2 separate regions of the Homo sapiens genome follow, and region 1 is linked to region 2. Evidence: chromatin contacts called from ENCODE Hi-C data. All regions are on one chromosome and are shown on one strand. The core of a region is the stretch at or near the end of the contact, and the rest is flanking DNA. Distances in the headings are between cores, read along the strand shown. Region 1 overlaps GAS1RR (GAS1 adjacent regulatory RNA). Region 2 holds the start of CTSL (cathepsin L).

Evidence for each region. A loop is a pair of places that touch in the nucleus more often than their neighbours do.
Region 1: a map of ascending aorta shows a loop between it and region 2 (4-fold over the local background). The contact joins the enhancer-like site here to the promoter of CTSL in region 2. A Hi-C loop is called at or near these places in 1 of 168 maps with a recorded cell type or tissue (ascending aorta).

The regions. Positions count from the first base shown.
Region 1 is chr9:86,966,549-86,970,316 of GRCh38, forward strand. All of the region lies in intron 2 of GAS1RR (GAS1 adjacent regulatory RNA), which reads left to right. Among named protein-coding and RNA genes, the nearest start is that of GAS1RR, 20 kb to the left of the region's middle. RefSeq lists an enhancer at 3,381-3,550. Within about 2 kb of position 2,032, at least 4 of the 41 ENCODE cell types and tissues checked have a DNase peak (open chromatin) inside an H3K27ac peak, as active enhancers do; they include ascending aorta, where a contact is called at or near this core.
Region 2 is chr9:87,724,639-87,728,421 of GRCh38, forward strand. CTSL (cathepsin L) reads left to right here and starts at 1,481. Exons shown (of 8, transcript NM_001912.5): 1 at 1,481-1,760; 2 at 2,956-3,091; 3 at 3,389-3,511; 4 at 3,612-3,758. The coding sequence starts at 2,966. RefSeq lists promoters at 1-1,554, 1-1,526, 9-1,554, 21-1,453, 223-1,554 and 7 more, cis regulatory regions at 470-472, 538-540, 697-884, 882-889, 961-1,111 and 12 more and an enhancer at 1,272-1,793.

The DNA of each region.
Region 1 (3,768 bases), core at 782-3,281, 760 kb before region 2:
AGTAGCTGGGATTACAGGTGTGTGCCACCACACCTGGCTAATTTTTGTATTTTTAGTAGAGACGGAGTTTCACCATGTTGGCCAGCCTGGTCTCGAACTCCTGACCTCAGGTGATCCACCTGCCTCAGCCTCCCAAAGTGCTTGGATTACAGGCTTGAGTCGCGGTGCTCAGCCTAGTCTCTGCATTTTTACTACAGCAAATATTAATGCTTCAATGTCATATATAGCCAGTAAAGCAGAGTCTTCATATTCAAAGTGAAACGTATTTAGGACTGTTTTTTCTCAGTTAACAGTGAAATCAGGGGGGTAACGGTGTTACTAATGATTTCCTATGTATTGACCCAGGGTAGAAAGTTCCTTTCTAGGGGCTGTTGACTTTATGAATCAGGATTATCATCTGAGAGCGCGGGAAGCCTGGTTGGGAGGGTCAGTTGCCAAATAAACAACCTGGGGAACTCTGTGTCTCAAGCAAGAGAAGGACATATTTATTAAACACACATGGTGCTATGGTTTAAATCTGTCTCCCAGTTCAAATTTCATGTCCAATTTTAATCCCTAATGCTGGAGGTAGGGTCTGGTGGGAGGTGACTGCATCATGGGGGCGTTGTTCTCATGAATGGTTTAGCACCACCCATCCTGGTACTGTATAGTGGGCGAGTTCTTACGAGAGATCTGGTTGTTTAAAAGTGTGAGGCACCTTCCTGCTCCCCCTTCCTCCTGCTCTGGCCGTTTGAAGTGCTCTCTGCCACTTTGCCTTCCACCATGTTTGTAAGTTTTCTGGAGGCCTGCCCAGAAGCCGAGCAGATGCCGACACCACGTTCCTGTACAGTCTGTGGAACCATGAGCCAATTACACTTCTTTTCTTTATAAATTACCTGGTCTCAGGTATTTCTTTATAGCAGGGTAAGAACAGACTAATACATTTGGGCAACTGATTTTGCCATTTACATTGCAATTTTATTTTAGTGATTAGCCCAATATTGCACCTTGCAAAACTATCTCCTTCATGGATTTTATTTATTTATTTATTTATTTATTTATTTATTTTGAGACAGAGTCTTGCTCTGTCATCCAGGCTGGAGTGCAGTGGCATGATCTCGGCTCACTGCAACCTTCACCTCCTGGGTTCAAGCAATTCTCCTGCCTCAGCCTCCCCAGTAGCTGGGATTACTGGCGCACACCACCACACCCAGCTAATTTTTGTATTTTTAGTAGAGACAAGGTTTCACTATGTTGGCCAGGCTGGTCTCGAACTCCTGACCTTGTGATCTGCCTGCCTCAGCCTCCCAAAGTGCTGGGATTACAGAGGTGAACCACCACACCCAGCCAAGGATTATCATTATTATTGATGATTAATTTTTTTTTTTTTTTGAGACGGAGTCTCGCTCTGTCACCCAGGCTGGAGTGCAGTGGCATGATCTTGGCTCACTGCAAGCTCCGCCTCCCGAGTTCGTGCCATTCTCCTGCCTCAGCTTCCCGAGTAGCTGGGACTACAGGCGCCCGCCACCACGCCCGGCTAATTTTTTGTATTTTCAGTGGAGACGGGGTTTCACCACGTTAACCAGGATGGTCTCGATCTCCTGACCTCGTGATCCACCTTCCTCGGCCTCCCAAAGTGCTGGGATTACAGGCATAAGCCACCGCACCCGGCCATTGATGATTAATTTTTATTGAGCATTCATATTTTCAGGAGATGTGGTGGGCTGAATACCTACTCTATGCTAGAGTGTACTAGGTTTATATGTGCACCATGCCCTTAATCCTAACATCATTCTACCTATTTGCAGATGCATGGCTTGAGATGCCCAGAGCCATAGTGCTAGCAAGCAACTGGGATATGGAGCTAGATCTCTCTGACTCCAACATCTTGCCTCACTTGCCTCATTGTACATGATGTGCTATCAAGTGCTTACTTTGAGCAGCTGCTGGGAAACAGGTCTGCTGGGGCCTCAAACAATCATTTGGTCTTTAGTCTCTGGTTTAATGTTGGCCAATTATTTTAGCCAACAAACCAAGCAGGTTGGAGGAGTGGGCTGGCTTTGACATCAGCATGTCGAGACTGGCAACCCCGCCTCAGCTCTGATATCATCACGGTGAAGTCAGCCTGGCGTGGCCCCCACTCACAATTCCTGTCAGAATTGTGGTCTAGCCACAAGCCAGACACCGTAGGCTCCAAGAACTGGTAAAAAGCCTGGGCGAAATAGATTGGTGGGAAATGTGCATTCCGTGGGCAGCCAGCTTCCCAAGGCTGCCAACCTTTGCTTTCCTAAAGAGAAAGAAGATTAAGTAGTTAGCTGCCTTGGATTCAGGATGCCAATTTCAACACTACACATGTGCAGAGTGATCCCTTTTGATTGTTTAGGCAACGCTGGAGAGAAATGTGTCTAAAATTATTTTATGTCATTTCAAATGTTCCTATTCTCCATTTTGTGTATGAGCTTCTTGGTGACTTCTTTGAGTCATTCTGATATTTGTGTGCATAGCTAAATGTATATGTGACATAAGCTGTTTTGAGCACCTACATTATAATGTGTCAGGGACAACAGTGCCTCTCTCTTTTCTGAATGTATTTAGCCAGTTAGTGTTAATGTTACCTAAGCTGACACTCCACCATTGTGCCATCGGCTCCAGATCCAGTCCCTGTCCTTCCCCTTCTCTCCCCTCTTCTGTATCACTGAGAGCTTTACCCTGCTGGCTGACTTTCTCAGGCTTCCTTGTAAGCTGTTTTTCAGCAGGGTTTGGCTGAGGGGAGGCACTGGTGAGGGACAAAGGAGAAAGAAAGAAGGGAGAATCCAGGATGTTTTTCCTGTCCCTCTTTGCCTCAAGCAGCATCCCCCGACTCCACACCTCCATTACCCACTTGGCTGCCATAGTTCTCACTGGTTCCTGTGACCTGACCCTTGGGCTCAGGTAACTATGATCTTTCTCTCTGTCCTTCTAGCCTTGGAGACGTGGCAGCTCCCTGCTCATGCAGATCTCTGGGTTACACCGCTGTGCCTGGTTCAGCTTCCTAGCATCTATTATCTATGTAAGGAATTTAATTCTCTCTCTTTGATGTACCCACAGTGGTTTCTGCCTTCTTAGGTGGATCCTGATAAATATAATTACGCTAGTTTTTGTCGCACTTAGGAATGTTTCAGATGCCTATGAATTGCCTTTAAGAGATTTTGGTAAGATATAGTTTAGGGGTCTTTCTTTTAGTTCAACAAACATTCAGTGGGTACCTACTATGCACAACACAAGTTTGTAGGTGAATAGTTATTGATTGTTACACAGCCAGCATCTAAAAAGATGAGACGATCTGAAGAGCGTTCTTTTCAGGTCAGTGGAATGTAATCAGCACAATTGATTTATTGCCTGCACTTAATAAGAGATATTAGGAGACAAAAACATTTATTAATGTTCTTGTTTGATCAGTGTTAATGTCAAGGCTTGTTATACGGGGGTGCCATCAAATCGCCTGCTCGTACATATTCTCACAGAGCACCAAAAATTCCATCCAAATAAATTATTGTTATTATTATTTCAACTGATTCATTTGGCAGGAAAAGTTGGGATCAGAAGAGCAGGTGAGCCATGTTTCCTCCTGCCCTTGATATAGGCAGTCTGGTGTTGAGCTAAGTGAGTGATTAAGACCTTTTTTTTTTTTTTTTGAGACAGAGTCTGGCTCTGTCACCCAGGCTGGAGCACAGTGGGGCCATCTCAGCTCACTGCAAGCTCCGCCTCCCAGGTTCACACCATTCTCCTGCCTCAGCCTCCCAAGTAGCT
Region 2 (3,783 bases), core at 231-2,730:
ACTGCACTCCAGCCTGAACAACAGAGCCAGACTCCGTCTCAAAAAAAAAAAAAGAGGAATAATCTCCAAAATAGTAAACAAATTCCTGCAGACAGGAAATATAATGGTAGATACCTGAGCTAGGAGAGGGGGAATGGGGAACTATTATTCAATGGATACAGTTTCAGTTTAGGAAGATAAACAAGCTCTGGGAATAAACAGTAGTAATGGTTACACAATGTGAAGGTACTTAATGCTACTGAACTCAAAGTTGGTTAAAATGGTACTTGCTATGTGAGGTATATTTTACCACTTAAAAAACTATAGGTGATTGTGCTTCTAAAAGAGTTATCAGTTTAATCTTCAATAGAAATCAATGGACTTTGTTCATTTTTAACAAAGTCAAAATATGCATACGAAAAGGTTATGGGGTAAAGGCAGAGGTAATTATTTTTTTCCCCGAAAGGTATTTTCTACAATGAATGTTTTTATGTAATAAAAAATGAAATGACAAAAGTTTAGAATGTTTGTGGGTTTTGTTCCTTAAATCCTTAATTACATAAATTAATATCTACATTATACAGATTAAGATACATATTTTTCCTCTATCTACAACATTTCTCCATTCTCTGTATCTTAAATCCTGACATTAAATGTCATTAAATTTCTTAAATCTCAAGAGAACGACTTGGTTACCAAGGAAGATATAATCCATAGCCTAGAGAGTGGGCGAATAAAAGCAGCTTCTAATGTTCTCAACTGCTTTTCTCCTGTCAACCAAATGTTTCTGTAAATAACTCATTTCTGTTGGTTTTGGGTAAGACGTGGGAGAAGGAAGAATCCCTGAATGGAGGAGTCTGGAAAGGATGCTTGACAAAACGCCCGCGCTCTCTGGAGACGCAGCCAGTCTCCTCCCTCCTAGGGTCTGGTCTTGACGATAGCATCTCGTGTTTTGGGGATGCCTTTCCTTACCAGATTCTTCTAAAGCCCAGCTGCACCCACCCTTAAGTGGGAGATAAGGCTTCTGCCCGCGGGCTCTGCGTTCGTCCACCCGGCCCCACGTTTGCTGTGGACTAAACAGGAGCCACTGGACTAGAGTACACTTGACTCTCGGCTCTGCGGACCAAAAATTCCAGGACTAAGGAATAGCAAGGTTAGGCTGAAACAGTCCACACAGGGCTTGCGGTAAACGTCTTTTCAGGAGCCACTCGCCCAGTGCAGTAAGTCGTGTACTTAGTTGACTCGAGCGCTCCAGGGAGACGCCCGACCCTACTCTGCGCCGCCCCGGGGCACCAGCTCTGCTTCCTCCAGGTCCACTGAGGCAGGCACGCCCAGCTCTGGGACAGTCAGTAAACAAGCCACGAACCGCGCCAGGGATCAGAGCACCCAGAGTCCCCGCCCAGCTGCCGGCACAGCCAATCGCAGCGCAGCCAGGCGGCGGGGCGGTGCCGGCCGAACCCAGACCCGAGGTTTTAGAAGCAGAGTCAGGCGAAGCTGGGCCAGAACCGCGACCTCCGCAACCTTGAGCGGCATCCGTGGAGTGCGCCTGCGCAGCTACGACCGCAGCAGGAAAGCGCCGCCGGCCAGGCCCAGCTGTGGCCGGACAGGGACTGGAAGAGAGGACGCGGTCGAGTAGGTGTGCACCAGCCCTGGCAACGAGAGCGTCTACCCCGAACTCTGCTGGCCTTGAGGTGGGGAAGCCGGGGAGGGCAGTTGAGGACCCCGCGGAGGCGCGTGACTGGTTGAGCGGGCAGGCCAGCCTCCGAGCCGGGTGGACACAGGTACCGCAGCCAGGCCGCGCCGCGCCGACTCAGGGCCTGGCCCGGCCAGACAGGGAAGCTCAGTCCCCGCACGCCAGACAGCGGTACTCCTGCTGGCGTCACCGCAAACATCCTCTGACCGCTACAGCCAGTGTGTGGCGCAGGCGTCATGTCCCCGGCCCTGCCACGCCTGGAGCCCTGGAAGCTGGCTGCAGGGCGCTGGCTTCCCGCGTGCGGCCATATGACCCCGTCCCTGATTTAGGGGAGCAGTTTGGGGTGTCGGCAGCACAGGCCCAAGTGAATGAAGGAGGGAGCAGTGCGTGCTCTCCTTCCCAGTTTTTCCTGGGAAAGCATTTCAGAAAGGTTTCATTTAAGGAGAGGTTGGGGCGGCGCGGTGGCTCACTCCTGTAATCCCAGCACTTTGGGAGGCTGAGGTGGGCGGATCACCTGAGGTCAGTAGTTCGAGACCAGCCTGGCCAACATGGTGAAACCCCGTCTCTACTGAAAATACAAAATTAGACGGGCGAGGCGGCGCACGCCTGTAGTTCCAGCTATTCAAGAGGCTGAGGAAGAATGGCTTGAACCCGGGAGGCAGAGGTTGCTGTGAGCCGATATCGCGCCGTTGAACTCCAGCCTGGGCCACAGAGCAAGACTCCATCTCAAAAAATAAATAAATAAATAAATAAATAAATAAATAAATAAATAGGAGAGATTGGAAAACTTATCTCAGCTTTTGGTGTTTGTTAGTCAGGAAGATGTGTGAAGGCCTCCTAACTCTTGGGGATCTCTTTGTCCCTACTTGGGAATCCCACCTTATCATTAGTGAGGTTTTGCCTGGGCACGAAACCTGGATTTTTTGCGATTGGTACAAAACCTGGATCAACCGTTTCCCGGTTTCCTAGTTGTTGCCTTAAGCTTCTCACACACAAGGTAGTTTCATACCGTTCTCATAACCTAAATTGTCATCGCATAAACTGTTTCAGCTCCTACAGCTCTGGACAGGCTGCTTTTCATTTTGGTGAGTCCATCCAGTACCTCCACGTGCCCTGTTTTTCTCCAGGCACATCCTTGGCCTCTTCCACAGTCCTTGGGTAAATGCTTGGGAGAATAATTTAAATATTTTTATTCTACCATGGTGGCCCTAATTTTTCAGGGGGCAGTAAGATGGCTTTTTAGGATTGGTCTAATCAGATCCTCATTTTTGTTCCCTTCCTAGGTTTTAAAACATGAATCCTACACTCATCCTTGCTGCCTTTTGCCTGGGAATTGCCTCAGCTACTCTAACATTTGATCACAGTTTAGAGGCACAGTGGACCAAGTGGAAGGCGATGCACAACAGATTATACGGCATGGTTAGTGAAACTTCCCCAGAAAGAATAGTCCTGGCTGTTGAGAAGTTTTAGTCAGAGAGTAGCTTCTAGAGGCCAGCTTTTACCAATAGCCTAATGTAATAACCTAATGGCGTGGATTATGAGCACAATGTGGACATTCATCCTTGTTGTGTCTCAGTTTGGAGAACAGCATCCCCAGAGGTGTCAAGCCTTCCCTTGCCATGGTTTCTCTTCCATCTCTGTCTGCAGATTCACTTGGTGAGGATGAGTTGGGTTTTAGGTAGAAGTAAAGAGCATCAGTTACATGTTTGCCTCTAGAATGAAGAAGGATGGAGGAGAGCAGTGTGGGAGAAGAACATGAAGATGATTGAACTGCACAATCAGGAATACAGGGAAGGGAAACACAGCTTCACAATGGCCATGAACGCCTTTGGAGACATGGTAAGTGTGCTGTGGACTGCCGAGCTCTGTGCTTCCTCTCTTCGGTTCTTTACTAAGGTAATCTCTTGCTTTTCAACATTTTATTTCCTTTTCCTTGAAGACCAGTGAAGAATTCAGGCAGGTGATGAATGGCTTTCAAAACCGTAAGCCCAGGAAGGGGAAAGTGTTCCAGGAACCTCTGTTTTATGAGGCCCCCAGATCTGTGGATTGGAGAGAGAAAGGCTACGTGACTCCTGTGAAGAATCAGGTGAGACAGTGTCAGGTTCAGACCT